Linked DNA regions of Homo sapiens: region 1 is linked to region 2. A link is a loop called in an ENCODE intact Hi-C map of the cell type or tissue named here. Cell type or tissue: mammary epithelial cell. All regions are shown on one strand. Links, peaks and the distances in the headings refer to the core of each region. The heading gives the core; the rest is flanking DNA.

Region 1 (16,790 bases), core at 5,372-13,371, 460 kb after region 2:
TGAATTATATAAAAAAATGATTTGTCTAGTTTACCATATATGGATGCTGATCACATCAATAACCTTGGCAGCAAGATTTTGGGAATACCTAGATCCATCTGGGGATTGTTAAGATTAATTGAGTTCTACATTCAATATGGCATGCACTCATATTGTGATCATTATTATCTGCTCAGTGCTTAACACAGTGCTTGGCAAATGACTGGCACAAACCTGGCACTTAGTACACTTTGGTGAATGAACAGATTTGATAAGTCAAAAGGTGCTACCAACTTACAAGAAGTAAGATGCCCAATGAGATTCTCAAGAGTTGATGGGAAAAACTGCAAGCTGGAAGAATCTATCCCATGAGTAGGGTTACCCTCACTCCTCTATCTTTGTAATCCTCTCTAATTATGGATATGGATAGCTATGTGTTGATAGTAAGAGAAACAACCTGAAAAGAAATCGAAAAAAATGGGTATAATATGGAAAAAGGCTTATTCTCTGTCTAAAACCTTTGTTAAATCTATTGAATATGAAGTCTTGCATGGTCTATATCAGTTCCATGTTGCTCATGTTAAACAGATTGTTAAAAATCTGCATGACTATTAAATTCTATTCTCCTTAGGTGAACTCTCAAATTCAAAAAAAAAAAAAAAAAAATCACAGGAAAGGCCAAGTGTGGGCAAATGACCAACTCTACCACCCAAAATGTAAATTCATGACATCTCAAACATAGTTCAGATAAACTATTGACTTCAGTAATCTAAGGCAAATCAGATTACCCACTCAGAAAGGAAATCACTGTGACAGGAAACACAGGCAGATCAGCTTTAGGGATTAAATTAAGCAGGTCATCAGCTTGACAACAACTTGAGTTGCCTGTGCTCAGGAAATGGAGCCCTGGTTCCCCATATGGAGACTGAAGCCCTGACTTCAAAAGGGCATCAGTTCACTTTGAGAAATTATGTAGAATAACTTTCTGCCTCTGGAAATATGAGTGTTGGGCAAAAAGATATGATGTAATAAATTTTAGGCTGTCATGTTGGGAAAACAATTTAAAAAATTTTTCTAAACCATGAAACAAAATGAGCAAAAATCTGACTAATCAATCTCTTTTTCTAAAGTACTATTATCTTTAAAGACCAATATATCCTTCTATTTTAAGTTTCATAGTTATGTCATAATAGACTTAAGAAAATCCATACATATTTCATTCAAAGTTTTATTTTTCTTTCAAATTTATTTTTATAGCGTTCCAAAATATTTAATTCCCTCTGGTGTTCATTTAGTGATTTACTTAGAAGGCATGCTGTGCAGACAAAGCAAGTTGTATTACAATTTCCACTTCTCTCCAATCAATTTTAAAACCTGAGACAGCCGAAAATTCATCAATCATAATGTTGGAATTATTTTTCAGGCTTACATAGGCACATAAGGATATTATTATGGATGTTAGAAACATTTCCCTTCGGTAAAAAAGCTGATGCAAATCATTGGATTGCTGTATTTTAAGATAGAGCTTGACAAAGATAAAAATCTCAAAAATAGAAATATTTATTTTACTTTTTGTAAAAATTCTTATTAAACTACTTTATTATATAGCCTTATGTATTAGACTAATAAATATAAATTAAATGAATATGTTAATTATGAATATGTCTATAATTAAGAGTGTACATGAGTGTTGTTGGTACTACCCTTAGGAAGAGAATAGGAAAATAACTCTTGGACAGATTTCCTGACACTAAAGTGCCTTTTTTATGAAGGGTCATCATCCAGTTGTCATGTTCTTGCTTTATATGCTCTCCCAGTGCCTCCTGAATTGGTTGTAGAATGTGGGACATTAAGCCCCTCTCTCTAGCTGATCGAAAAATGAGTGAACAACGAATCCAAGCTGGATTTATCAGTTTATTTTAATAAGAAATTTATATTCAAGTAATATAATCTATGATGAAAATTTAAGTGAAAGTTATATGAAACTATTTGAAATACAAGAAAATCCATCAGCGGAAAGAGATAAGAAGGAAATCAACCCAGAGAAGCAGAGACAAGCAAAGATAACTTGCCCTCAGTAAAGTGAGCAAGGCTTCTGATAACCCTAATATCTCAGGTTCTTTTTTTTCTTTCTTTCTTTCTTTTTTTTTTTTTTTTGAGATGGTGTCTTGCTCTGTCACCCACGCTAGAGTGTAGAGGTGTGATCTCAGCTCACTGCAACCTCTGCTTTCTAGGTTCAAGTGATTCTCCTGTCTAAGACTCCCAAGTAGCTGGGATTACAGGCATGTGCCACCACACCCGGCTAATTTTTGTATTTTTAGTAGAGTCGGGATTTCATGATGTTGTCCAGGCTGGTCTCGAGCCCCTGATCTCAGGTGATCCGCCTGCCTTGGCCTCCCAAAGTGCTGGGATTACAGGTGCGAGCCTCACCGCGCCCTGCAGAGAGTTTTAGATTTTCTTACTGTATCTGTGTTCTGCGAAATATGTTTTTCACCTTCCCTTTAATTTCTTCTTTTTTTTTTTCTTAAGTGGTTTCATGTAAGAAAATGAATCCTGGGTTGGGCATGTGGCTCATGCCTGTAATCCCAGTACTTTGGGAGGCCAAGATAGGCAGATCGCCTGAACCTAGGAGTTGAGGACCAGCTTGGGCAACATGGCAAAACCCCATCTTTACAAAAAATACAAAAATTCGCTTGGTGTGGTGGCACATGCCTGTAGTACCAGCTCTTCAGGAGTCTGAGGTGGGAGGATCGCTTGGCCCTGGGAAGTTGAGGCTGCAGAGAGCCGAGGTTTTGCCACTGCACTACACCCTGGGTGATAGAGTAAGACCCTGTCTCAAAAAACATACCGAAAAAAAAAGTAAACAAAACAAATGAATCCTGAATAAATATTAACTCTCCTAAATTTTTGATCAATTAATTTAAAAAATTGTTCATATATTTTTGCTAAATTTCTTGATCTATAAAATAATGTGGTTTAGGATTATTGCTATCTTTCTTGATTAGAATTCCCAAGGGGATACAGAAATTGTTGATTGGTTATAAAATCCCATTAAGAGTGGGGCATGAGTGTCTAGGCCTGTAATCACCTGTTGCTAAGAGATCCAGACCTGTTCCAGTTCATAATCTGTAAGACCCAGATACGAAGTTTTCCTGTTATAAAACACATGCCACTAAAATAATTCTCCCTTGTTTTTATTTAAACAGTTTTGGGAATTCTTCTTGCTTCCAAACAGAGGTGAGCTAAGACAAAAGACAAAGTATTGATTCCTGTTTCTCTCATAATTAGCTACATAATGTTAGGTAAACTTCAAAATTTATTCTTAAACACAGTTTTGTTTTTGTTTTTAATAAAATAGAGCTATCCGGTTGTGTTATGATTAAATGAGTTATTGTACACAAAGTTTATGGCATAGTATCTGGTAGTTACGAATACTAACAATAACATAGCTGTTAATATTGTTACTCACTTTGAAGCAGGCACAGGCTGAAAGAGAGGCACACACTGAAAAAGTAAGCATAAAAGAATACTTCTGTAGAAAGAATCAATACTATCTCATGAATGAGGATCATATACCTGCAGGTTTTTAGTCCATGAGTAGAATTTTAACAAAATCTTAGGAAAGGAATTTCAAGCTGAAAAAATTATATGAGCAAATGCCTGGGAACTATAACACAGATGATATGTGTCTTAGTCAGTTTGGACTGATGTAACCAAGTACCGCAGACTGGAAGGCATATAAACTGCTAAAATTAATTTCTCACAATTCTGGGGGCTGGAAGTTCAAGACCAGAGTGGCAGTATATGGTTGAGTTCAGGTGAGGGCCATCTTCTGGATTACAGATCGTCTACTTCTCATTGTATTATAACATGGTTGTAAGAGCAGAGAGAGCTGAAGTAAAACTCTCTTGTGTCTTTTTTTAAGGGCCCTAATCCACAGGCAAGACCTAATCATTCCCCAAAGGCCCCATCCCTAATATAATCGCTATGAGGGTTAGGATTTCAACATGAATTTTGTGGAGGTAGCGGGGACACAAACAGTAATTCTGCACCTTTTCTTAGCTAAGCAGTTAAGCATTTGACACAGCGGAACGTAATGATATGACTGGATGAGGTTTGGTTCCATTTTGCTGGCTTCCTTTTAGGGCTGATTTTTCTATCTAAAATTTGGTTTCCTTGTTTCCTATCTCTCTAACAACTCATTTTCATCAATAATATCTTCTCTGTCTTCTATCCTGAGCACTCAAATACATCATTTAAGAAAAATGTTTTCCATTTCTTTGGCCTGGAAATGCTTGTGTCCTAGGCTTAACAATTTTACAGAACTGCCTTTCAAGCTACCTATCTCCTCTCACTTCTCTTCTTTCTCTAAAAGGTAGTTTACACTCACTGTCTTCAATTTTATTTTTGTTGTTTGTTTGTATACCTTCATTGTTGAATCATTTCTAATCTGGTTTCCACTTCTCCTAAAAGGCTGCATGACGCAAAGAACAGACCACAGGTTTGGAAATTAGACACAACTGCTTTTATACCCTGCAGTTATTAGATAAATTATCATGGAAAGACTAAGCCTCACTTTCCTCATCTGTGAACAGTCACTGATATTAAGTTCTTTGTAGTTTTAGTGTAAGAATGAGAGGACCTAATCTATCTAATATACCTAGCACAGTGGCTGGTAGAAAGTCCTAGACACGTATATATTCCATCTATTTAATTTCTTTTTCCCATGGTATTTGGTCACTGTTGCTTAGATCCTATCCTATCTGACTCTGTGCCTTGTCAGTCCTCTTCAAACACTTTCCTCCTAGGTTTTACTGTATCTGTAGTCTCCTTTTATCCTTTACTACCTCTCCGTTCTTCCTCTTCAGACTCCACTCCATAGTCTTCTATTCTATACATATTTTTGTCTTTTATCAAACTTAGCCAGTTCAACATATTAAACTGTTATCTCTATATTAATGTCTCCCAAATTTATAGTTATTTAGAATGCTAACAACTCTGAACTCTATCCTAAGTATTGGTCCACGGTATCCAACATACGAATAACTGGATTAATTAGCAACCTCTTACAAATACATACACATGTTGTGCACACTCTGGCTCTTTCTTCTTCTTTTATCCTTAATCACTATCTGACCTAGCTATCTGTTATCATTTTCATGTCATTTTCATCTTCCCATGCTGTGATGAACAGAATAGTGGCTCCTAAAGATGTCCGTGTCCTTATTTCCAGAACCTACGAATATGTTGTCTTACATGACAAAGGGACTTTGCGGATAGATTTTATTAAGGACCTTGAGATGTAAATATTATACTGAATTTTCCAGCCAGGTCTAATGTAATCACAAGGGCTGGATCTTCAGAGTTGGAGAGAAGAGACTATGACAGAATCAGAGGCTGAATTTATGTGCTTTGAAGACAGAGGAAGGGGCCGTGAACCAAACAATTCAGAAAATCTTTAGAAGGTGGAAAAGGCAAGAAAATGGACTCTCCTCTACAAATTCCAGAAGGAATAAGGCAATGACAGGGCTTTGACTGTAACCTATAAAGTGTATTTTGGTCTTCTGACATCCAGAAATGTAAGACAATAAATTTAAGTCACTCAGTTTATAGTAATGTCTTCTGCATTAGGAATTAATACACACCCACCTATATAGACACCAAGACATTTTAAATTGTCTTCTATTATGTGTCTTGTATTTTCTTTTACATACTACCATAAGACTGCTTTATTGGAAGACTTCATTTTTTAGAATGTACTGCCTCAGCTCCATCATTAAGCCCCATCAAGGTGTCAGTTGTGCTGCCACCAGTTTATCAAAAACATTTGTATTGTGATCAATACCTTTTCTAGTATTTTCTCAGAGCACTTCTCAAAGTGTGGTATGCATGCAACTAATGACATGTTAAGATCATCGAGTCTTTTTCAGACTATGTTAATTTTTCTAGTTATGTATTTATGGTTTTGAAACTGGAAAGGATCCCTTGTCTCTCTCGCAGGGCGTGCGACGGGGGTGTAGCTCACTTCTTCAGTGCCCCGCTGCTCAAACCTCTAGGGGAGCACACAGACTGGCAGGCTGTGGGGCTCCGACCCCATGGCAGTGTCTAGGGGTGAATGTTTACAACTGAAGCCCCAGTGGGCATGTGTTACAGGGGGCTCAAAAGTTTAGCCATCCATAGGTGGCTTGTGGTTAGTCAGCTCAATTAGACCCCTGCCTTAGAGAAAGGACAGAGGGCTTTCTGTATTAGGTACCAGAAGAATCAGATCGCATGTGGGCTTGGAGAATGAGTGCAAGGTTTTATTGAGTGGAAGTAGCTCTCAGCAAATGGGGGAGCCAGAAGGAAGATGGTTTTCCCCTGCAGTCCCTGGGCTCTCCTCTGACTGCTCCGGCCGAATTCCACCTCCTTCCACAGGTCAATGGCCTGCCTGAGTCTGTTGTGTGTTCTTCTGCTGGCCTGCTCCCCTTGACGTGCTCTTGATGTCCAGCCGCTTGTGTGTCCGCCTGTCAGGGTCTTGGGGTTTTTATAGGCACAGGATGGGGACATGGTAGGCCAGGGTGGTCTTTGGAAATGCAACATCTGGGTGCTAAGGCAGATGTTGCACAGGAGTGCCTGTCCTCACCTAGGTCCATGGGCCCAGGCCCAGGGATGGAACCCTTACCAGGGACCCACCCTTTTCCTCCCAGCACTTCCCTGACCTGCTTTCCGTATAAGTTTCACATAGTGGTCCATACAACAAAACCATTATGTCTGTGATTTAATAGATGTTCACAGAAAAAAAAATCTAAAAATAAAAAAACTGCTTAATTAGACAAAGAAAAGCAATATTCAGATAAGGCAAAAATTGCAAAGAATTTAGGAAAATGTCACAGATTCAGAAAATGTAGAATAAAAAATTAAATTGCTTACCATTAACTCAGCTACACGAGGCAATATAATATTGAAGTACAAATGAGGTGATCCTCCCAAACTATAAAGATTTTGACTTTTAAAAATGATAATCTTTTGTGAATAACCAGGCTATTGGAAATTATTGACATTTTTGAGCAATGATAAAATTATCCAAAATTAAAAATAAATAAAATAATTACTAAAATAGAAATTTACTATTATAAGACTTGAGGTAGCTTTCTAGATTTTTAGCATTTTAAATTTTAATACATAAATAGTGATTGCTAATTATTCACAACAAGTACAAAGTAAATTCCTGGGGAGTACAAATATCCTGAGCCCTACTCTGGGCCTATTGAAGGTGAATGTGAGGGCAAGTGCCTCTATTTGTAACAAGTTCCCCAGGCGCATTGTTGTAATAGGGGAAGTTTGAAATACTGGACTGGAGGAATATTCAAAGAAAGACCCATTACTACTCTATAAAGTGTATCTAGTATGTAGATACATATCTCAAAAAAGCACTTTCCTTAATAGTCATACAAACATTGAAGAAAAATAGAAGCTTTTCTAAATTTGATACTTTTAAGACAGTGACAGCAGAAGTCCTTCATATTTACTTTTCTATTCCTCAAACCAAAGTTATGATTTCTCTCAAAGGCAAGAAACCTGGGCAAAACATTTTGCAAGTTGGTAGAGAGAACTTTTTATCAATCTTGTTTGTCACATTGTATTTATTTGCTAATAATTATATGATATAGTAAATATGACTCAAGACCAATGATGTGTCACATCACCTCCAATGAATGTTTTAATACACAAGATTATTGACTGAGAAGTGTTCAAAAATTGTAAAGGTATTTGAAAAAGGCACTGTACTTTCCTTTTTTAAAAAATAAAAAGTGGTAAACATTTATTCCAACTGCATTGCATTTTGAAACTTTTATTTTTACTTTTTTTAATAAAGCAATACTGTCTCCCTTTGTTATAATAAAATTATAAGTTTAGAATTAGAAATGCATTTTCTATATACGTAATTTTACACAGATTATGTTTCTAACGTTTTCTAGGGTATACCATACAAGATTATAGATCTTATATCATCAGTAAAATATTCAGTGTAAAAAAATTATTAAATAACGCATCTAAATAAAAACAAATATCTGACTATAAATAAGATGTTTACCTTTATCATGAATGCTGGTACTTATGGTGAAGCAATTTTACTTAGCATACTAGTCTCCACAGTAATTTATTGAAAAAGCTGAGGATTCATTTTTAAGAGAATACCAGAACCATCCTATTACCATAATTTTAACTGCTCCCACTTAAAAATTTAAGAAAAGGTAACAAAACTGTTTTTCCCTAATCTGTGTCTTTCCTTTCCTTTCACTTTTCTTCCTTTCCCTTCCTTGCTTCCTCTCTCCCTTCCTTCCTTTCTCTTTCTTTAATTTTTGTGTTGTTTTGGTTTTCTATTATAATGAAAAATGTATGTGTTTTAACCAACAGAAAAGAGTTCTGCTCTTCGCCAGCTGTATACATTTTGAAAAATATATATAATATCTCTCAGAATCAGACTTCTCATATTTTAAACAAAGAAATAATGACTCTCCTTAGAATTATTATAAAAATTAAATGAGATAGTGGCCTAGTATTTGTTTTTTTTTTTTTTGTTACATGATATCTTCTCAGTAAATTAATTACTTATTTATGGTTCTTCCCTGTTTCTAATCCTGAGATATTCTTTTCTTTCTACTTGTGGTTTTTCTGCATACCAAACTGATATTAGCTGCATTTCACTAAGGTTCTTACAAATGCAGAAATTTGGACACCCTAGTAAAAACAGTAAATGCTTTGAAATTGCTTTTATCGTAAGAAATTACTTTCCAAAGACTACTCCAGGGGCCTGTATAATTAAAAAAAAAAAAAAAAACTTCTTAGAAAATCTTCATGCCTATTTGTAAACCCACATCTTCACAATTTTTAAATTTATTAGTATGGGATATAAGCATGCTAACAAATGAAATACTCTTTAAGGCTGTGGCTCATTAGCGAACAAAGTGACCAGTGATCCAAGAACTGATATTATGTGATGTTTTAGCGCCTCCTAGTCATCCTTTAGGTGAAGTAGATATTCCCACCTTAAGATTATAGCAATGGCTAAACACATGACAACTGTCACTAGACAGATAAGATCCACGGAAGTTTATGAGTCATGCACACCCACTCCCTAGGGGAAAAGGACACTGCATTCCACACAGGGGTTGCAATCTATAACAGACGGAACAGCTAGGGGCTGTGGGGGCAGACCCACAAGAAGGTAGAGTGTCTTCTTGTCCTGGAGGGAGAATGTGGTGGGCTTGTTTGAATCATTTTGTGGGCTGGCAGAGAACTGCAAGCTGCTCAGGGATAAGCAGGAGCTTCACCTGATCCATTTGGTAAGGTGGTTTGTTTGGCTAGAGGACCTAATTTGTAGGAGCAGAGAGAAGACTTTAAAACTAGTGATTAAGCCATTTGAGGCTCATGATTTCACCAGTCCAAGCAGCACAAAATATTAGACCTTAGTTGTAAGTATTACACCAATGAAACCAAAAGCCCAGGAATGAATATAGTGAATTTCCATCAAGCCAAGGGTCTAAAACAGGGTTGTGTAACTCAGATCATCATAATGACCACCTCCAATCTACATAAGCATGGAGAGGAGATACCTCCTGGGATGTAAAGCTGAAATCTACTTATGTAATTGATATTGCTAGATTCAATCCACCCCAATTAAAATTTTGAGTACAATTAACTTTGAGTTTTTAAAATACTAGAAATTCTTTATTGTTTGATAAAAATTATTTTAAACTCAAAATATGTTATAAACTTTTACATTTCTAACTCATTCTCACATGTAAAAAAGTAGTCTTACTAGTTTGAGAATAACTATTTCAAAATTATCATTTTGTTCACTTGTTCCTTCTATTACTAGAAAATTAACAAGGGCTTTTAGTAAGTTCCCATCAATCAAATTAGCATTTTAAATAGATTATTTAAATGAAAAAGATCATTTTTTTTTCTTGTTTCAAAAGATGATTTAGATGTACCTCTAGTGATTTGGGGTTAGTTTCAACCTCTTTGTACTTTCTCTTTCCAAAAACATATGCTAATAAGTTCCCAGCAATATTGTGAAGATAAACTGAAAAGCACTTTGCATAAATGAAATGGTATATAAATGCAAATTAATAGCACTAAGGTATGTTATAATTATATATGGAATCTTCCAATATGAAATACTGTCTTAAGATATATCCCCCAGGGAAAGATAAGAATGAAAGCGTTCACAAAAGGACACATAAGATGGTTAAAGTAGAATGAAACTTACTCATACACAAAAGGAAGTCAGGGAAGCTAAGATTATTTAGCCTGGAAATGTGAAGAGATAGAGTAAATATAATTGAGTTATTTAAGATTGTGATGGGTATAGTAAAAATTGATAAGATCCTTTTTATGTGCTATTTCATAATACAAGAAGGAGGGATCACTCAAAACTAATGGAAGGTTAATTTAAAAGGAACAAAAGGAAATGCTTAATCTTCGCATAGTGTAAAGTCAAACCACGTAATTCAATACTTTAGGAAATTATAGATTAAAATACAGAGGCCACATTTTAAAAATAGAAAAAAATGAACATTTTGTAGACAAAGCAATTTTCCATATTAAATGGAGGAGAATGTAAGGCCAATGAAAATAGATGATGATCGTTAGTATTTGTAATATGGTTATTTCATCTCTCAATTTAAGTGTAGAATTAGCCATGGACCAAGGAGACTGCTGAATTTTTAGTATTCTAGATTCACTTATAATTGTATTTTCAAGGAGGAAAGTAGTGAACCCATGGATGTGTCCACACCTCCTCATTGCTATGCTCCATATTTATTCCACATTCTTTTGTTCTCTTACTAATAACCTGGATTTCTTTTATTAATTTACAATCTTATCTGTGTAAAAAACTTATGTAGCCAATAAATCATTAAAACACTGCTACATAATCATATACTGTATATTAAAGTTTGAATTTTCCAAACTTATTTTATATTGAAGAGCTGTGGGAATGAATTCAGCAAGCAGAAATTCTGATCTTATAATATTCAATATTTTGTGCTGTTTTAATGATAAATATTAATACTGTAGTAATTTCAATATGAACATTTGGAAGAGAAGAATGCATTTCAATCATGCACACAATTTAATAGAAAATAAATTTATGAGAAAAAATGTTTCCATTTAAATGTTTGAGGATGTTAAAATGTGGGGAGTTCTAAGTAAATGTAAAAGCTGAAAATAAAAATGGTCTTTCTAGATACAAACAATAAAGACACATTATTATTATTATATCACTATTTAAAAAGCTTAAAACAAGTTAATATCATTTTTATCAATGACTATTTCTTCTAAAAATGTTTCGAAAATGAAAGTTGGTTAAAATTTGAGGGGGAAAAGTATAATTTTACTAGAACAAATATTTCCTTTAATAAAAATTAATAAACAGCCACATTGACTATTGTTTTTCCTACTTGAGAAGCTGACCAAAACAGGATAAGTCTATTTTTATTTAATTCTCAGCTTCTTTTCAGGGCAGTCTCCCAATTTTAGAGAATTATAAGTTCCAGGAACAATCCAATATACCTGTTACAGCTGAAACTTAATTTCATTTTAACAGCTCAAAATGTAGCACTAAGGACTTTGCTTAAATAGGGATTGAACAAATCCTCTATTGGGCAGATATTTTAGGACTTCTAAATTAAGAAAATTCAAAGCACAGAGTCTGATAGCAGTGACTTTATGTTACATATTTTAACAAAATGAGGAATGTGAAGCCAAGAAATGAGGAATATGAAGAAAAGCTGGATGCACAGCTGTTATGTCTTAATTATGAGAAATGTGAAAAGAAAGATAAAGTGAGAGAAGTGGTATGCAATATGGAAAGAGGGGTGGAAGTTGTTTTATTTTGTTTTGTTGTTTGTTGAGTTGTTTGTAAGCAATAAGTACACATTTTAATTACTATTATATATGGTAATTTTTTTCTAACTAGAAAAAATTCAGCCTCATAGGAAAAATTTTTTAAAGTATGCCTATATAAACCATTTCCAAAGATTAAACAATTTTCTAGTGTAGTTTAAGGAAGCCTTAAGCTGTGAATATGTGCTTCAATTATATAGCTAAATTTTAATATAATGAGGTTATAAAACAAATTTAAGTTTCCCAAAGCACTCCCTTACATATTGAAACCTAATTGCCCACCCAGTGAAATCCATAATACCCTCATACCATGATTTATATGCCAACTTATGGCTGCTTCTGTCTTGCAACAATTAGAATATTATGCAAATACATCAACAATACTGTTATAATTTATACTTAGAAATTATTTTTATTTAAGTGATTTTCATTATGATCGTTTTCTTTTTTAGAATATTATTATGGAGTCTAGAGAAAATTCAAAGTATTCAATTAATGATTTCTTAAAATAGGCCATGTTAAATACATATTTCTTTGGTAGAATAAATCAACTTTTACATTTATTTGTCATAACCATTGTTCTTTAATTAGATACTCATATTGCAAAAATAATGTATAAAGATATTTCTGGATAAATTATTTCCATCCATCAAACTTAGAAAGAGCATCTACAAACAGAGTTTTGAAGAGCAATAGTTACTGTTCACTTTCCCAAAGAAGCTTCCATTAATTTCATATTTTACATGTCTTTATTTGAATTAGGAAGCAATGTTAATACAAATATGGAGCATGTAGAAAGAGACCTTTGGTGGAGATTTTATGGTTCCCTGAGACTATGAAGATAAGTTAAAGTGACACATCAATATCAACTGCTATTTATAATGAGGGAATCACTAGCAATTATAAACATAATTAAGCAGCAATTGACTAGTCAGATATCCTGGAGCTGAAGTTTTTTTCTGATATTACAAATAGAAAGTTTTTGAATTGCTAAGGTTCTTCTTGGTAATATAAGAGTTTCTCTTCTTAAAGAAAAGAGGTAAAAACTAATATTGAAGAAAAATTGCAGTGGACATAAACAGACAAGGAAGACTTTATTCAAGACTATTACAATATGGAAGACAGACTGAACTTAACTCTGTTGAAACAAAAAGCAAGAAAAGTGAGCCGGTGGAAAAGTACTGAAGGACATTATAGGGAAGCATGGTGTATGTGATGAGGCCATTTGTGTGTGCTAATTGGTGCCTGTGGACATTAGGCCCCTACCCTCTCACAGAAACTGGGAGATGGTGACACTCTGTTCTTTGATGACTATATTTCAAAGAGATGGCTCTGTTTCTTGAAACAGATATTCCTGGGTTGTAGGAGGCAGGGAGAAGATTTACATCTCAAAAGGACAGAGAGAGAATTTATAATTCTAAGTTTTCTAAACTAAACACTCCAAGAACAGGGAGGTTAGGGACCTACAGTCAGGGAGAAACCTGTCTAAAGTTTAGTAGAGGTGAGGAAGATGAATAGACCATCTTGGTCACAAACAAATCTATTAGTTTCTTGTATCTCAGCAAATAAGGAAGAAGAGATGAATAAAGGAGTCTAGAAAAATAAGTAGCTATTGCAACTGAAGTACTGCAACAGCATGTAAAGTGTTAGTAGGTTTTTAAGGTTTTAATCCAAGTTCTGTAAGCTTTCTGGGTCACAGGTAATCTTGGAGAATGCACTCTAGCAAACTCAATTCTCATATTGTATCTAACAGGCAAGAAAACCAAATTCCCCTGCAAAATAAGAATTAGGAGAATATGAAAATCTATTGATATCTGTTTAGCCCATTAAAATATTATTGAGCATGTCAAAATATTATTGAATTTTTTCTTAAAAATATTTCACATAAATGTTTTCTTAAAATATTTATGTTACTTTGGTGAAACAATATTCTCAAAAACAAATATTTTAAAGTAGTTTTGTAAAATATTATTGATTGTATTATTATTGATTTCATTAGGATCACCAAAGATCTTTGCTAAAATTTTACTTCCTTGTACCTCTCCAGACCCAATAAATCAGAATCTGAGAATGTAATTCAGGAATTTGTTGAGCTACCTGGGCAAATATTTGAAGAATACAGAAAATAATTTTTAGAAATAATTGAAATAGGTATGTAAAATGAAATCAATGAATAAGAAAAAGTATGTCAAAGGAATGTGTATATTAATTCTAGTACTATACTAGTACATAATGATATATACACATATATAGTACTATGTTAGAGTATTGAGGAATATTATTAATTATGTTTTTTAAAAGTTAAATTTATTTCAGTTCAACAAATATATCTTGCGTGTCTACTATTCTCAGGCAATATGCCTCATACTAGTAATGCAACAAGTAATAAAATAAATAAGTTAATATGATTCTTTTTTTCAAACTGTTCATAAAATTATTAGGCTACAGCTTTTGTATTTCTAAGCATAATTTTAACAAAATATATTTGCATAGGCCAGATTTGATTCTTCTGACAGCTTTGAAATTGCTACAACTTAATTTTCCCCCTTAAATATTCAAAACCTGGTTAGTAGAAACAACAGAGGAGGTGATCGATTATATCTGTTTCTATAAGTTTTTATGCAGACAGTTGTGATCCTTTGGATCATATGTTGAAATATGATTTATAGTAATAGATTTGGCAAAAACCATAATGAAGAGCAGTTGTGAAACATTGTCTTTGGCATGTAGTAAATATCTACCGTAAGTAATGTGATCAGAATACTCAACAACAGACACTATGAAATACTGTACTGATTTTTTTGACTGGATTGGATAAGAGACTCAAATGAGCAAAAATTAACATGATCCTACAGCACTGAATGAGGATGGAAAGTTTAATCAAGCTCAACATAAAGAAATATCCAAATGAGTTGTTCTTCAGGTAGTATTTGCTAAATGAGAAAAAAACAGATTCATCGTAGGAAAGCGAGTGGGATTTTCCTTTTTTTTTTTTTTTTTTTTTACTTTTTTATCACTAAAACCCTAAGAAAGCAAAAGTAGAACTTAAAAAGTGACATTTCAGGCATTTTTATAAAAATTATTTAGGAAATAATATGCACACCATAGTGAAAGAATGGTGCAGGGATTCTGAGAAATAAAAGCAGTTTAGTGGGGATTAATTATAAATGAATGTGAAAAAAAGAAACAGATCTTGCTTTTTTTCTGCTAATTCTAGGTTGCCGTGTAATTCTATGATCCTATACAGAAATTTGGGAAGAAGCATAGGGAAAATTGAGCCTCTTTAAAAGTTCAAAGATAGGTTTAAATAATTAGTTGACTAAATTAAATTAAACCAATGTATGAAGTAAATTCATAGCATTAAGTAATGCCATGAGGCTTATTTATAAGAATGTCACAGTGAAAAATAGTTTTGTACCAAGTAATTTTTCCTCCCTTATAAATATTTATTTACTTTGGTGAAACAATTTCTTAAAAACAAATATTTTAAAGTAGTTTTGCAAAACTGAACAGATAATTGTTTTACTTGTACCAATAATTAAGAATGTTTTTATATTTGCAGAAATAATGCTATAAAAGCAATATAAAAATTATAAGTAATTATTTTATTTTACATAAATAATTATTTGATTAGTGAAGCATGATATATGTATGCTCTTCTGTTAGTTTGCATAACTATAAATGTGGCAGTGGATCATAAAATTAACCAGTAACTTTTTAAAAATACAACAGTATTTTGTATGTTTAACTTTATGCCTACTTATAGCTGTTTGTTTTCACATTGTGTCTAGGCAATTTCATTGCTATAAAATTATTGCTAATTTAAAAAAATTCCTTAAGAGTAAATAAAATAAGGTTTAGTTATATTTAATTATTAAACAGTGGAGTTCATATGATAAATTAACAACAAATCTACCAGCTAGTGGATAATCACTATTAGCTTTTGAGAGTCTTCCAATCCACAATCTATGTGTTTTAAATATTCATATTAGAGAACTCTTTGTAGAATAAGACCCAATTACATATAAATAGGACATCGAATATATAATATGATCTAAGGCATATATGCATGTATAATTTTTAATAAAAATATGTAGTTTGTAAATTTTTTATTTCTTTCATAATTAAGTATGTGCATTAGTCAGGGTTCTCTAGAGGGACAGAATTAATAGGATAGATGAATATATAAAGGGGAGCTTATTAAGGAGTATTAACACACATGATCACAAGGTGAGGTCTCACAATAGGCCATCTGCAAACTGAGGAGCAAGGAATTCATTCTGATTCCCAAAGCTGAAGAACTTGGAGTCCGATGTTCGAGGGCAGGAAGCATCCAGCACACAAGAAAGATATAGGCTTGGAGGCTAAGCCAGTCTAATATTTCCACGTTCTTTTGCCTGCTTTTATTCTAGCCACGCTGGCAGCTGATTGGATTGTGCCCACCAAGATTGAGGGTGAGTCTGCCTTTCCCAGTCCACTGACTCAAATGTTAATCTCCTTTGGCAACACCCTCACAGACATGCCCAGGAACAACACTTTGCTTCCTTCAGTCCAATCAAGTTGACAGTCAATATTTACCGTCACAATGTGCTTTCTCAATATTATTTGATGGAAATCAATAAGATCAATGAATTTAAATGAAAAAAAGCTTTTGAAAAATTAATCATCATCATCTTAAAACTCACAGAAATAAAAAGGAAAAATCTGTATATACACGTATATGTATGTCAAAGTGAAATTTCCAAAGTTACTTTGAGAAAGTAACTTTGCCTTTATTAATGTGTATATACATGTATGTATGTTTGCATATATTAAAATTTACATTACATATGCTTGTATGTAACAGGATTACCAGAGATCAACCCAGTAATATGTCTTACCACATTTTTAAAAATCTCTTTATACCTGTCTTCAAATCA
Region 2 (16,790 bases), core at 3,272-11,271:
CCTTGTACTAGTAGTTTGTTCTGATTACACAAAAATAAAATGGTTCAAAGAGTCTTTGGTCTAAAAATGACTTCAGAAAATAAATAGAAACCTAAAATTGTGTTATGTGTGTGTGTATTCTTAACACTGGCATTCCAATCTTCTTTTTCTTACTCTATTCTTCTTCTTTTTTTCCACTGCTACTTATGACTCGCTCACTATATTCCCTTGATGGTACCAGACAGTTTCAGTATATTATCTCAACTGATGTACATGAGGAAATAATGTTAGAATTGTCAAGTTTACAGCTGAGGAAACTGAAACACAGAACTCAGAAACCTGCCCATGCTTATTAAGAGGTAATATCTGGTTTCATGTAACATCTACTTGCTTGCATAATCTGATACCACTACTGGTATGTCAGTGAAAAATATGATAGAAATGTTTTCTGACCACTATTTTTAAATAGCATGACATTGAAGGCACAACTGTTAAATCATATTGCCAATTTCATTCATTCATAATACCAAATATAACATAGGAAGATGGTGGCTGAACCAGTGACTGTTATAATTATCATTATATATTCTATGCTTAATAATTTGTAGACAAAATATGATTGTTTATATTATCAAATTTACTACTAGAGAAGCAGATTTTTATGTTTCGTTCCATCTTTGCATAGCGTTACCTGTTTCCATCTCTGACTTTAACTTCTTTTTCCATTATATTAAATTCATATACTGCTAAAGGGATATGGACTCTCAGGGGCTTATTATTTTCCTTTTGCCAATGCCCTCAAGGGTGCTGAAGAACAACTCCTGCCTCCTCATCATTACCATACACCACATATGACTGGGAGCGGCTGCACATCTTCACACCATGACCAACACATATACACACACACACACACACACACACACACACACACACCCCTATGTGTACATTTGCCATATTTCTTTTTCAACTGAACAAGGTAATATAAAGAAACTTTATTTCTAAAAATGGCTTCAGATTTTACTTTTCTCATGTATAATGAAAGAAGAAATGTCTGACAAAATAATTTCCATGTTTCTTGAATTTTCTCAGTCATTCCCAACTTGACCTGAATTCTGTAATCCTTTATCCCTTCAGTCATCTCTATTCATATTCTATCTGGTAGATAATTCTCTCAAATGTGTCAAAAATATCTAAAACATTGTGTTTTATTACTTTGTTCTTGTCAAGAGAAACAAAGGCCACTCTTACCTAATACCAGATCTTGTAGCTCACATTGTGTAGTCTGATGCTTGAATCAAATGGAGATTTAATTTTAGATGTTTTTTGTTTAGCTTATTGACTTTATATTATATTTTTTAAAATAAATTTTCTTATTTATCAACTTTACATAGTATTAGTAGGCCTATGTTATAAAATATTAAGTAATGAAATAATTTAATTTTTAACTATTAAAAATTACGTTAATATTCTTTATAATCTCAGGTTTCACCTCCTATTTTTGTTTGGTGGCTGTCCCATTTGTGGTCATTGCAGTTTTCTGCTTTAAATGCATTTTATGTTGAAGAAAAATCTGTGGGGTCTTTTTTATCTGCAATCTTGGCTCAGCTGTTCGCAGGTGAGGTCCTCATCTTGGAAAGTCTCACTCTCCTTTAGCAATTCTTCTGTTCTCTACTCCTGGAGATGGCTGCAAAGACTATTTTCTATATATGCTTATTTTTCTTGGAATTTTTCAGGGCTTACATGGTCTCAGTAAAAACTTTAAGGGGTAGACAATTATAACATTTTTAATATTAAAATATCCATGAAGTTGTTGTGATTCCAGTAACAACTAAATAAGAAATTCTTAACAAGAGAGACACTAATTAGTGCTATGTTATTAGCACACATATTTAAACATTTTCTATGATATGTTAATTTTAGCAAACCACAAAATGGAAGTGCCTTTTGTGACTCTTAATTTGAGGCATTAAAACAAAGCAACTAAAATGATAGATCTATGAAATTTTATATTTTTATTACCTGTCTAAACTCAGAACATATTGGTTTAGAAGAATAACTTTTATTTTGGGGATTGTCACATAGTGAATGCTCAGTAAATATCCATGCAATTTTCTATCATTACAGCAGGGATAATTTTGCTGCAGTGCAAGATCTGATGATGGTAGACAATATACTCAACTTCCAGTTGTTTTCCTATGGTAACTGAATTATATTTTAATATATTTTTTCCCAGCAGAAGGGTAATAATTATTTCAAATATTAAACAATAAGAAATAAATTATGCACTTCACATAAATACAATTTTGAAATAAATTAGCTAGATAATCATCTGACCTTCTTTGCATCAGAGATAAAAGGCTGGTCCAAATGATGTGTTAGCCCTATCTATCAAACCTTATGATTCCATCATTTATATGTTTTGGAATTTTTAAGTATCTGGCATGAGAAAATTCAGTTGGTATAAATCAACAGAGAGAACAGGTAAGTGTCAGTGGGGAAGTTACGGAGGTATTTCCTACTGCTGTCAGATGTGCAAGAGCCTTTAACTGACACTGCTTTTAATGAGTTACATGGGAGAGAACTGCAACATACAGAAGGGTTTTATACGTTACTATAACTAACGAAAAATCCGTCATCTACTACACACTACTTGATGGGACACATTTTATTTTGTGATGCTAGGAATGATCAAGAGTTACTGAATTTGCCTTTTGTGTAAAATATAGAATTAATTATTACCCTATTATTTACTAGATATTGATAGGTAAAATTTTGTTTTCCTAAATGGAGAGTGAATTAACATAGATTATCTTAACATCTATTGCACATTTAATATAAGCTCATGTTTGTATGATTAATGAATATTGAATTTTTTTGTGCTAGGCAAAGTGGTGGGTAGGTCAGCAAATGCCTTTATAATCAGCAAAGATATATTGCTACACTTACAAGCAAAAGTGTAAAAGGAAAATGCAAATGATTACTCTTAACTTGATGCCTCTTTCAACCAGCATGTAAACAAAAGTACTATATTCTTCCATCTACATGTTTGTCATGATATACATGATACAATACTTTGAAGCAGAATTTAGAAAAGCTAAAATGCTTTAATAACTGTATACATTTCTCCTTTAAAATAAACAAAATGGCTTGTTTTAAAAAGAACATCAAAATTCCCTATTTGTATTAACAACAAGAATTTTGAATGTAGTATTCCAAAAAAGATAATATTGAGAAAATAGTCTAAGATTGGGTATGGCCAAGAGCTAAAAATCAATGCTATGGAATGATAGTTTGTTTTGTTGTATTTTTAAGTAAGAAAAATAGGCCAGGGAGAAGATGTAGAAAACATAAACAAGAAAAAGAAAACTTAAATATTTGACATATTTAGGACAAGGTATTCTTGATGGATCGTTGTCTTAGCTTGTTTCCTGACCCACATAGTGCCTAATATCTATTAGAGAGAAAGTCTTCTGACTACAACCCCCTTTTATAAGCATTTCTCCCCAGTGCTCTGTCAATAGAAAGAAAAGCTTTGATGTATTCACTGACAATTATTGGCTATTCTATCACTCTTTTCTTGTTCAAAACATTTATTTGGCATTTCTACAAATACAAATTTAAAATTGCAAATAGGAACCTAAATGTACTGGCCTTGGTATGGGTGTGTATTCTCTACAGATGCATTCTACTAGCAAAAATTAATGTTTTCACGGGAACTGAGTATAAAGATACTAAATATATAGATCTTTGCTGAGGAATTCTGATGTAAGGTAGGTATCTCATAATTCACAGTACACCTGATGCTAACTAATTTTGTGAGTTAATGATTAATTTGTTGAATCAACAGAATGTGTTTATATTGAACATTTAGTTTTGCCCAAATGATTACGAAAGTGTCCCTATTCATGTGGGTATTTTGATCTTGTGTGAATATAACTCAGAACCTAGTATTAATTCTAAACATTGTCAAGTTTAATGCTGTGTGCTACAAAAGGGTTCAGGTAAAAATTATAAAATACCTTTAAATTATTAGACATTTTGTCTAATTAAATATAAGCATGCATATATTTGCCAACATTCAATTAATAGTTCTGTTTTTAAAAATTTCATCTAGATGTTAAATATTAAATCCTGAAATTTATATCAAATTCCTGTAGTAGATTTTGTAAGAGAAAGGAAATGGATTAAAGAGAAGTTATAATGCCTCTATTAATTATTTTCAATTACATTGACTATATCATTTGGATTGCTGGAAATGAAGAATAACTATTTTACCTTTAAATGATTTCCTGCCCGTAGATAAATTTTTATGTATCAATATTACCAGCAAAGAAAATCCTGAAGGATGAGTTTTCAGTTTCTTGTGTTATACTTTCCCTTTAATTTCAATGTGAAAGGCCAGAATTCCATCTATAATACATGATCTGACAAGAAAAGAAAAACATCTGCAATGATTTCATTTGTGATTCCATTTCCTGCATTGCGTTAGATGCAATATAAAACCTTTTACACAAAACATCAAAAGTGTTTTATTTTGATGATTAAAATAAAAAAAATACAGCACTCCCAGGACGAAAACTGATCATATTTCCAACAAGCAGTCTCTGTTTATTTTATCTACCTGAAACATTTGAATCTCCAGATTCAAATGTTTTGCTAATCGGTTTAAATCTCCAAGCAGGCTGTAGTTCCTTAAATATTTATACAGTCTTAATGTACATCATGCTGGTTTTATTAATTTTAACCCCAAAGCCTCTTCTACCAATTACTACTTAATTACTATATTGCTTTTCCTGTTGATCGCCTTTGTTCTTTACTACAATATTAAAAAAAAAAAATGGTTGGGGGAGGGTGGAGGCATGAGTCTTGAAACAGCTAAACAAAATACCTCTTGGAATGATTCACTAAGCAGAACTTCACTCCTCTGACTCACCTGCCTATCGCAGGCAAACTTTATTGTTTTGGTTTTGCTTTGTTTTTTTCTTAATCCAAAGGCATATGCTTTCTTTTATCCTAAGAAAACAAAATAAAAAAATAGTTTTGTTTGATGGTGTTGATTTTAGTCTTGATGTACCTTGATAAAAGCACATCAAAGTCATTGAATCATCCTATCTTTCAGCCCATCAGCAAAAGAAAACATGCCTCATGGGAGCTTACTAAAATCCTTCAGCCAAAAAAATTTAAAATATTACCCTGGTTAAATTCATTTAATATTTTATTTTACAAAATGTGTTTGTGAAAGGCGTTTGTTTCAAGTGCTAAATTTTTAAAAATTCTAATATCTTTCTAGAATGTGAATTATTTTAGAATGTAAAACTAGACTTGTGAAATGCAATGATTAACACACACATGTACGATTGGAATATTTGCCATTTTAACTTTATCTGAAATAGTATCATTAAATATAACAGGGAAGTTTATTTTTTTAAATTTGTATTTGCCTAAATAATTACAAAGAAATATTTTTCACTACAAATATGAATCAATTTTAAAATCTACTCAAAGGATAAAATTCCATACTGTCATATTTTAGACACTGGGAATTGAAATACTCAGTTCTGGTTTCTAAAGAATATAAGTTAAAAATTATATTATACTTATATTTGATATGTTTACTTATAGTTTAGTGATTTTTATCTTTTACACCTATCATTTATCTATTTGCAAGTGAGATATATAAATATATGCACATGTATATGTATCTCACACACAAATCACACTTATTCTTTCACATGTACGTCAGTGGAGGGACAGTCTGAAACAGAGTAATAAATTGATATGCACTTTTTAAAAAAAAGTGATTTATTATTTATTGTTCCCTGTCTTACTAGAAGTCACTGGTTGATATTAGTTGCCAAAGTTTTAAGATAATTTAGTTTAATTTAAAATGACTTACACTCATTGTTTTTCATACCATTTCAGTTCATCACAATTGTTCTAGCTTTTTAATGGCAGTTCTATTGAACAAGTAAAAACTCAAAATAGATTAAAAAATTTTTTTAAAATAAATTATACATAAAATATCTGAATTAGGCTTTGTAATTAACCCTAAACCTCTTTTTTTTCAATTTTTAATCCAAGTTGTTTTATTATTATACTTTAAGTTCTGGGATACGTGTGCAGAACGTGCAGGTTTGTTACATAGGTATACACGTGCCACGGTGCTTTGCTGCACCCATCAACCCGTTATCTACATTAACTTTAAGTATAGTTGAGTATTGATTCTACATTGTGTTTTACAGTGATGAAAAATATATATTCTTTATGCTGCCACTAATACATATTATGTTTCTAACATTTTAAATAGCATTTAAATGTAAACCCTAAATACTCATACCTGTCCCTAGCACATAGTAGATGCTAAAAGTGTTGATGCTTATACGCATGAATCAGTAAGTATGTTCCATAGTACAACTTTTCAATTTATCCTGATCAACTAACCACTGCACAACTCTCATGGTTTTTATGTAAGTGAACAAGCTTCTAATAATTTTTTTCTTTGTAGTCATCTTGCAGGAATTCGCGTGTTACATTTTCCCATATTTATTTTATACCTGCAGTGAAAACTCATCTGTCCAACCTCAGCTTACTCAGCTTTCCTGCATGTCGAGGCATTCAGGATGCTTTCTAGTCTGGTCCAAACTACTTTTCTAACTATCTCCCACTGTTTCCTGGCATGAGTCTTCTCTATTCTTGAGAGAATAATCTGCTAGCTTTCCCTCAAACATATCTAATTTGCTCTTAACTTAGCATCTTTGTTTCTGTTGAAGCCATTATCTTCTTGCTTCTAACACAAATCACACTCATTATTCAATCTTTAGATCAAACCCTATCACCCCCAGGAGCTTTCCCAACCACTGTGGTTTCCTACTTCCATTAGAACCCCGACACTATGTTATGACTAGACCATTCCTTTGTTTGGAGTTATGATGTATGCTTCTCTTGTCTGTTCAATAGCGACATAAACCCTAGATTTTTGCTGAACACCAGTATGGTATTTGTATGGAGATGCTCAATGTATTTTAGTGAGTAAAATAAGTAGATATGCTCTGCTGGATAATTAGCTCACATTTCTACTCACTGGAAAAGAGCGAGTAGTTATTTCCAACTGCATAGATACTACGAGGATTTAATTATATTTGTTGACATGGAGCTGCATTTCACCATTGTACAAGGTTCCAATTAATCCAACATATGTAAATGTATGACATTATACCCACACCAAGTCACGTGCTGCTATATTAGGACGATTTAAAATCAAAACAAAACAAAACCACTTCCTTTTGCTGAAATATGAAATGGAATTTGTTTTCTTTTCAGGTTTTTTTGTTTGTTTTTGAAAATCAGGTATCATTAACACAACAAATGCTCTTCTAGTCTGCATTTTGGTACTAAAAATAAAGATTACATGATAAAAATGTTAAAGCATATTTTATTTTAAAAACTGACAGTCTTAATTTTTCTTTAACAAGGGTTTGAAGAGATCAATCATCTATTTTTATATTCTGGAGTTCAGTTGTACACAGAGGACCTCATTGCTTGAACTTTCCTTTTCTTTATACATAGACATTTTTATAAAATATTCATAAGAGATTGTTGACTATAGAACTACGGCAATCCTCCTGAGTGATCCTCGGAGTTTTTCAGTCAATGAACTCCATGCGGCTCTGGCAGCATGAGCTACGCTCCATAAATCAGACTAAAACCATTTTATGCTGCCTTTAAAATTACTGCTATCAACAAAACCCATGAGGCTGAATTACTTAATCTATGCAGATGTTGTTAACTGCATTAATTATTTAATTCTGACAATAAAACAGCAGTTCCATTTGCCTTAATGCAGACCATTCAGGCTGCTAAGTTTTGAAAGGAAATTTAACATTATGACCGCTAGATGGGAGTAGACAACTTTTTAAGCTAGGTACAGACAGTTTGAAAATGGTAGTTGCTAAACTTAGATGTAAGGTAATTCTAGGTTACTGTATTACATTTCTAACCAAAGCTCATGAAATATCTTTTGTTAACTAGTGTAGGTTACATTAAGATTGAATTGCTTTCCTCAAGAACCAAATTGATTTGAGGGAACTTTCTTCTTTGTTGTTAGTATAGTCATTTCTATGATTTCATGATGAATACACAATATAGAAACTTTAATATCTTTATTGACATGAAAACCAATTTCACATACCAGTTAAATAAACACTGGTTCCATAAAGTAAGTGGTCCTTTTGAAGTCTGATGGTATTTATTTAATCACATTAATTAGAAATTAACACAAGGAATTGTATAGGTTATTGCTACCTTTAGACTGCTAGTCTAAAGGATTACTTTACGCACATGTGTTGAATATTAAACTTCTCCAATCAGCCATGTGCATAAAGCCAGACATGTACAGAAATCAAAATTATTACTATTTTTTTAACCAGGACATAGTGAACCATGGCAGGACAATGAAATTATAATTGGTTCTAATTAGCACTCTTCAAGCTGTTGATTTTTAAATTTTTTCATTGTTTTTGTTGTTAACCTGCATCTATATCACACAGGAAGAAAGGTAAAAACTATCTTAGGATATAACACAAAGACGACCAAAATTCATGGATGGCTCTTTCAGTTTGAGTGAATATCTCTGAAGCTTACATTTGTGTGTGCGTGTGTGTGTGTGTGTGTGTGTGTGTGTGTGTGTGTGTGTGTGAAGGCTGGGGGTAGGGTGGTGGATGAACTCTGAAATAAAAGTTTATTTTAAATTGCAATATTTTTCTCAAGAAAAAGCATGTCACTGTAACAGCTACGCTCTTTTTGTTATTGTTGTTATCATTTATAGCTACATAGGGAGTGGGGTCATTAACTTGAGTCAAATGTCACAATTTCTGCAAAAGCTTTGAGCTTTCTTACTTTGCTTTGTTTCAAGAATTGCTGGAAATCTCTCTGATTCTAGCTCCAGTTGTCTTCAGTGAGGCCTGCCACACATGTGAGAGGAACATGAAACTGATTATCTTCTTTGTACAACGCTAGTTGACATAAAAAATATTAGATATCTGTTTCTCTTACATACGTCAAAAATAAAAAAAACACAGTCTTTCAAATGCACGGTCATACTGTGTAACAAATTGAAATCTCTATGAAATTATTTTCTGTGTGCTCGGGTTCACCTCTATTTTTTAAATGTGAATTTTTCAATGTCAAAACTTTGCAAAATATCTGAACAGATATGACAACTGGAGCTGTTCTTTCAGGCTTATTTTCTCTATAATGCCAATAGGCTCTTTAACAACCAATTTTCATCGAGGGCTTACTTTTATAATAATATGTTTTACTTTATTTACATTTGTTTCATACAGAATTTATTACAAACTTAGTTTCTAATAATGTTGTCTTTAAGAAATTGTTCATAAATATAATCTCTTACAGCAGGTTTCTTCCAGTTGATCCTTTAACCACAATTTTCCTCTTTCAGTCTCATCTCACAGTTATCCTTTTGTCAAGTTTACACTAAATTTGCAAAATTACTTGATTTGCACAAATGTTGAATTTTATTCCAATGTTAGTGTTTTTTCTCAAATTAAATATACATTTTAATCTGAGTAAAAATGCCAAAGGAAAAAATATAAAAAGTGGTTTTTATGGAAATTGTGAAATTTTAAATAATACAGTAACTATTAACTATGTCTACTATCCTATTAACTTGCAATAATATGTCTTCCAAGTGATGAACAAGAAAAAATGTTCTTTGTAATATAAATAAAATGTGCAATTTCAGAAGAAAGTTCTAAACAGGTTTAAATGTCTTCAGTATTCCCCTTAAGGAAGCTGAATTACGTAGCATCATTTTTAACAGTAAAAATAATACTATGACTCTTCAATATATTTTAAAGTAAATATTTTCATTCATACACAAGATATAAAAATGCATATTAAATCAGTTTAGGCAACCAAATACATCCCATTAATAACACCTCATTTTATATGGCTTGAGAGCTTCAAAAGATTGATAAATTCATTTCAGAAAAAAATGTAACAACGAGACAAGTTAAAAAGAAAATATCAATTCAAAAACAGATCTAATTTAATTTTCTTGTTTTTATGACCCTGATGACATATTGGCTACAGAAAATATTTCAATTATAATTTATATACTTTAATAGAATAAGTAGAAAGTAAAAGATTGTTATCAAATGATGATTGTTTCTTCTTAGCCTTATTTTTCACTAAAATGCAAACAGATTTTTCCAGGTTATTGTGTCTTATATTATGTGTAGGATCTTAAATGATGCTCAAATTTTCATCTGTCTATGGAAGCATGTTTTGGCACATACTCTGCATCCTGTATTTTCCGGTTAACTAATTTTTATTCTTCCTTCTTAGTTGTAAATATCAATGAAGCAAATATATACACATACATATATTGGTATAACTATTTATAGGATATATATTTTAATTTCTATGAAGTATTTCATTTTTTGCATTTATGTCAAAGTTGAGTTGTCTTAAAAGGAACTCCCCATTGTCTCTCTACATGTGTTCTAATGCATTGCCTCATAGCCAATCATGAAATCTGCAGAAGATACCAAATTGAAATTGCTGGGGACAATTGAGTAAGGCCACATGGGTTTTGACTCTGGTTTTTGTTGTTTGGAAGTGTCCAGTTTCTAAACAATGTGCTAATCCTGGAGAGAGCAAGCCATCTTCAATTTAACTATATAAAATACAAATAAAGCCAGGTTATATGTTTCTGTGCAAAGAAAATAAAGGTAAAATAAAAAATAAAAACGAGCTATGAGGGCTTGCTAATTTTTTGCTTATATTTTACTTATATTTTGTTTTCTTGACTTAAATGTATTATTGCCTAGGAAACTACATAAACTTCTGAGTGTCTCAGTTTCTCTATAAAAATAAAAAAAAACACCACCTGCCCTCTCTCTGCCACTCTCGTTTCTTTTTTAAAATCACAGAAGTATTAGAAGAATTAATGAAATCAGTTTTGCAAAAGCACATTCAGCCCTGGGGTAGAAAATGCTCTGAGGAAATATAACATGATAATATCAAAGAAAATGTCTCTGTAACAACAACAAAAAAGCTATAGGTATGTGTATGAGGTGAACAAAACAACTAGTGTACATGCAAAGAAAGCATGTCTTAAGGTATCTAACTGCACTGTCTGCAAACCTGAAGCTCTGGAGGTTCCTTTCTTGATTGCCAGTTAATGCTAAGGATTATACAACTTCAGTAACTGAAATAGCTTAATTGCTATAAATATTATTTGCCAAAGCTTAATGTGAAACTGTTTATTTCCAGTTAAATTAGAGCAAAATTTTATGTTATGAAGAGATAGAATAGACATTGTCTTATGCTTTTGCTATTGGCAGTGGTAACAGATATTATATGCTGTTTTGCCTTTTCTGTTTAATGATATGTGTGTGTGTAATTTAAGTTATATGTTTAAATATAACATATGTATCTTAGATGTGTGTAAACTTCAGAAAGTGCATATATCCAAAAGCTGACCTACTAGATTTTCAATCTCTTCATTTTTAAACAAGAACTTTAACAAAATTCGATATTTCAAAATAAAGTAAATGAAATATAAGACAAGTGTATTTATTGAAATTGACAACCTCAATTAGTATGAACATCAAATATACATACCTATAAAATATTGCATAGGAAACATTTAAGATTTATACATATTGATCTAATTAGCCATTTTAGTTTACCCAGTCAAGATACAATCTCACACTCTATTCTGTTAAACAAACAATAGTAGTGAAAGAGATTTCCCCTTGCCTTCAAAATAAAATATACTACTAATTTTTCATAGCTCCAGAATTTAAATAAGTAAACACATATTGTGTACTGTATTACATTTTATAGTTACACTCAGCATATCTCATTTGTAGAGAAATCTTATTCAAATTTCACAGAGTTTAGTGTGAATGAGAACGTAAGAGTACATTACAAAAGTCAAAGGGAACCAAGGTGGAATAAAGCTGTGGCTTCAGCATTTCTAAAGAGAGAACAACCCTTCTAAACAAGCTTATTTGATTTGGGAATTTTCCAAGCTTGCTTAACATGAACTACATTTTAATTCCAGAATAATCAGCCAGAGGGAATGGTTTTATAGTCGACACATAAGGTTTGAAATACTTGGACTTCCTGCAACTACAGGTTCAAATCCCTGCAGTGCTCCATTCTTCGGTGGTGGCTGAGTTAAGTACCACGCACGTGTATACACATGTGTGAGGGGATGTTTTACAGATGAGGCGTCCAAAACGAGAGCATTGGTTGCACTGTGTGAGGATCTCATTGCAATTTTCCAAAGAACAGAGTGTGTGGCTCATGAATGACTGCAGCTTCTGGGAATCTTGCCAAAAACCTAGGGCAACAGAGAGTGTGGCTTTGCTCTAAAGGAGATTAAACTCCCTATTTAAAAGCTCCCTATACTCCACTATTGTGAGGGTTACACGCATTACCTTTTCCATGTGAGATGGTGAGTTAATACACATGCCTAAATGCAATATCTTAATTGTCCTCTCTCTCCTTGTCTGACAGAGTTGGTAGACTTGCCACCACACACAGCATTCAAGGTTATTGATTTTCAACAGCACACACAAAGGCTATTGCAAGGGAAAATATTATATGCAGTGGATGGATAATCCTATAAAAGGCAAAAAGTGAACCATAGGAGTTAGTTTAGTAAGAACATAAAAATAAATATTTTTAGTAAGCTAAGGTAATGAGATGAATTTATCTGTGATTCATTTAGTTGCATGTTTTGTAACTATGGCCTGTGACATCAATATCACTATTTTTCACAAGGATTAGATAGGAAAATATGAATAAATCAAAACTTGATACATAACTTGAGCTTGTCCCCTATTATACACTGTTAAAATAGTTACATTTATATATCTATGAGGAATTAGACCAACAAAAACTAGCTATCAGATTAACAAAACTATGTCTTTCTAGCTTATCAATCAGCTTATCAATAGCTTATCTATTTAGTCTCAATCAGTATAACCTCTCTCTCTATATATATGTGTGTGTTTATTTATATATATATATATATACATATGTGTATAATAAACTTTTATATGGCCCTTATATATATTTAGTGGAGAAATTTGTTTTATTTAACAAATCATTTAATAAACCCAATTTATTTTATAACATTTAACATTTAACATTTTTGAAATTATTCATAAAGAATGTGAGATAGGAAATAATGAGTAACAAACAATGTTTCTCCTGCTGTTGGTGTTTTCTTAATAACATTTTTATTTTTTTATTTTTGGAGTCATAATTTAATCATGCTGTGATATTGCAAGTGTCTAACATGAAATAAATCATGGAATAAATATGATATAGGCTTCTAACATCCTTTCTTCCTTCCTTCCTTTCTCTCTCTCTTTCTTTCTTTCTCTCTCTCTCTTTCTTTCTTTCTTCTTTCTTTTTTTGTTTTTGAGAGGGAGTTCTGCTTTTGTTGTCCAGGCTGGAATGCAATGGCACGATCTCCGCTCACTGCCACCTCCGCCTCCCTGGTTCAAGCCATTCTCCTGCCTCAGCCTCCCCAGTAGCTGGGATTACAGGGGCATGCCATCACACCCAGCTAATTTTTGTATTTTTAGTATAGATGGGGTTTCATCATGTTGGCCAGGCTAGTCTCGAACTCCTGACCTCAGGTGAACCACCCGCCTCAGCCTCCCAAAGTGCTGGGATTACAGGCATGAGCCACCATGCCTGGTTTCTAATTTTTTCTAATTTTTAATAAGTCCACTAAATTATTCACCTGAGAAGTAATGTAATGACATCTCAGCTCACAGAATCCCTATGAATTGCAGTTGATGTAATGAATGCAAATATTCTCTGAAAAATATAAAGCATTGTGAAAGTATGTTTTTTTCCTAAACTTGGAACTTGTATTAAAATTAGCAGTTTTTGAAGCAGCCAAAGAAAATAATAAAATATGACATAAGATAGTGAACATACAAGTATTCCAATTGAATCATTACATTGTAAAACAAATCATGGTAAATATAGTTAATTTACATTTAGCTTTAGGGGTCTCACCATTGGTGACACAATATGATTTTCCAGAATGTTAGTTTTGTGATTTTTAAAAATCTGGTTGTGGATATAGACTATTAGAACAAGTCTGGGTGTGTGTGTGTATGTGTGTATACATATATATATATATGTTTTGCATATAGGTATACAAACATATATATATATATATTGTACAGAGTCTCATTCTGTCACCCAGGCTGGAGTGCAGTGACATGATCTTGGCTCGCTGCAGCCTCTGCCTCCGGGTTCAAAAGATTTTCATGCCTCAGCCTCCGGAGTAGCTGGGATTACAGGCTCACACCACCACTCCTGGCTAATTTTTTTGGTTGGCACAGCTGGTCTCTAACTCGTGGCCTCAAGCGATCTGCCCGCCTTGGTCTTCCAAAGTGCTGGGATTACAGGTGTAACCTACCATGCCAGGCCTTGAGTATTTTACATTATTATTTTTTAAAGAACATTGGTTTGGCGTAGTAGCAAGTTCAAAAGCTCTGAGTGAGACACAAGTCTTCAGATTTGTTTCGCCAGTTGCTTTATATACCAAAGGTTTGAAGATACGAAGCTACAGGATCCTTAGCGTGTCACTTCCCTAGCCGGAAACCTCTGTGGCTGGCATTGCCTCTGATCGGGTTTTGTTTGCACCCCCTGGGCTCCTTCAGCCCCTTTGGCCCAGTAGGCTGAGCTCAGTTTGCGTGAAGGGCCCGGATCCCACGCCCGCCAAGGGCAAGCCAGACCCAGAGCGGCAACGGGTGTATGAGCAAGTGAACGAGCGTGGGGTCCTGCCCTGCCACTGTGCCCAGCCAGGCACGCCGCACCGGCTCTGGTGTGGCGAGCTGTGTTGGGCTGTGGTGGGCCCGGCAGCTCCAGGCGCCAGCACAGGCGCTGGCTCTGTGTGAAGCTGTGGCTGGACCAGAGGTACAACAAGCTGCTTCCGCTGCAGGCACCCTCATCTGGACAAGGGGAACGTGATGGCACCTGAAAGGTCAGAGATGCCAGGAACTGCAGAGCACCTAAGCGGGTGTTACAGCGTGTCACAGCCCTGGCTCAGGAAGCCCCAAGGTCTGGGCTCCCAGGAGGGCCGTAGCTATTCTCTCCTTCTCGTCACCGTAAGGTGGCAAATGGTTGGGGGCAGGGTGTAGTGTTTCAGACCTATTTGTGTTACAGCTCTTTTTTTTTTTTGTTTTGTTTTTGTTTTTGGAGACAGAGTCTGTCTCTGTCGCCCAGGCTGGAGTGCAGTGGCGCTATCTCGGCTCACTGCAACCTCTGCCTCCCGGGTTCAAGCGATTCTCCCGCCTCAGCCTCCCGAGTAGCTGGGCTTACAGGAACCTGCCACCACGCTCGGCCTTTTTTTTTTTTTTTGGTATTTTTAGTACAGATGGGGTTTCACCTTGTTAGCCAGAATGGTCTCGATCTCCTGACCTCGTGATCCACCCACCTCGGCCTCCCAAAGTGCTTGGATTACAGGCATGAGCCACCGCGCCTGGCCTGTGTTACAGCTCTTTCAGTCCCACCATTCGGTGGGTCCCGAGTTCTTGTCCCGCATCAGGGGGGAATGAGGTATGCAGAATGAGCAAGGGAGAGAGGAGCTTCATTGAGCTACATAACAGCTCTCAGGAGACCCAAAGTGGGTAGTTCCTTTCTGCATCCATGTATTCCGGACGTGTGTCTGAGTCTGGCTGAGTCCTGGGATTTTTATGGACTCAGAAGGGAGGAAGTACGTGATGATTGGTCCATAGGTGGCCATGGGTAGCTGGAAGAAGCACCATAACTTCTCACTCCAGGCGGTGGACTCCACCCAGAACTGGCAGTTCAACCCCAGGCTTCAGACTGTTGCTGGCTTGAAGGTGGGGATTTTACTGGGTACCATTCCTTTCTGCCTAGGAACCTGTCTGCCTCCTGTCATCAACATACTGTCCATGGTGCTCAGGCTGTTCATGCCAAGGGGTGCCTGCTGGCTCTTGCGGAGCTGCCCTCAACCCTCCTCCCCTCCCCCCGCACTCGTCAGAGCTCAAAGTCCAGAGAGGGTCAAGGTGACAGGGGGTTTGCATGGCAGCCTGCCCCGGAGTGCACACACACACCTGGCCAGGTCACACAGCAGCACCTGGGCTCCGCCGCCACCACTTCGCTCTGCACTGGGGTGAGCACTCGGAGTGGGGAGAGGCCAGGGAGTAAGAGCAGGTACTTTTGAGACTCTAGGGGCCAAGGGCTTCTCGGGACCCCGGGAGCACAGGGATGCCCGGGTCTGAAGCCACAGCTGGGTAGCTGCAGCTTTGCCCAGGAGCCTTGGGCTTCCATTCGGCCAACTTGGTAGGGGGCAGGGCTCCCACCTGTTTCTGGCTCCCGCTGGCTCCATGGAAGACACAGCCCTGGCCATGCCTCCCCCGCTGCAGCTGGCGTCCTGCAGTGGCTTCTCCAGATGGGCCACTGCCATCATCAATTATTCACAGATGACATAATTATCTATATGTAAAAAACAAAAATATAGAAATAAACTGATTTCTAATAAAAAATGTTACTGAGTTGATTGTATTAAAAATCTTAACATAAATCTCAGTTGCATTTATCTACAGGAGCAAAAACTAAAATAACTCTGGGACAATATAATTTTCAACTTATGTTACTTGTAGCTACCTCAGAAACAAAGTAACTTGAATATTACTAGCATGCTTTTTCTGAAGAAAGTAAAAATGTTTTGTTGGAAGCATTAAGTAAGACCTAAATAAATGGACACATATGTCAGGTTCTTA

Evidence for each region. A loop is a pair of places that touch in the nucleus more often than their neighbours do. Peaks named below come from ENCODE experiments on the same cell type or tissue, not always from the same donor. Only the 100,000 strongest peaks of a DNase experiment are listed, where the experiment ranks them.
Region 1: it touches region 2 in a loop (23-fold over the local background); 9 of 110 quality-filtered maps call a loop at or near these places.

The regions. Positions count from the first base shown.
Region 1 is chr6:94,629,447-94,646,236 of GRCh38, reverse strand. No RefSeq gene overlaps it. Among named protein-coding and RNA genes, the nearest start is that of TSG1, 930 kb to the right of the region's middle. In mammary epithelial cell, for the core only: a CTCF peak has its summit at 8,983; no DNase peak of the experiment used is centred there.
Region 2 is chr6:95,083,099-95,099,888 of GRCh38, reverse strand. No RefSeq gene overlaps it. Among named protein-coding and RNA genes, the nearest start is that of MANEA-DT, 490 kb to the left of the region's middle. In mammary epithelial cell, for the core only: a CTCF peak has its summit at 7,875 (motif pointing right); DNase peaks (open chromatin) are centred at 4,868 and 6,558; H3K4me3 peaks cover 224 bases; H3K27ac peaks cover 3,618 bases.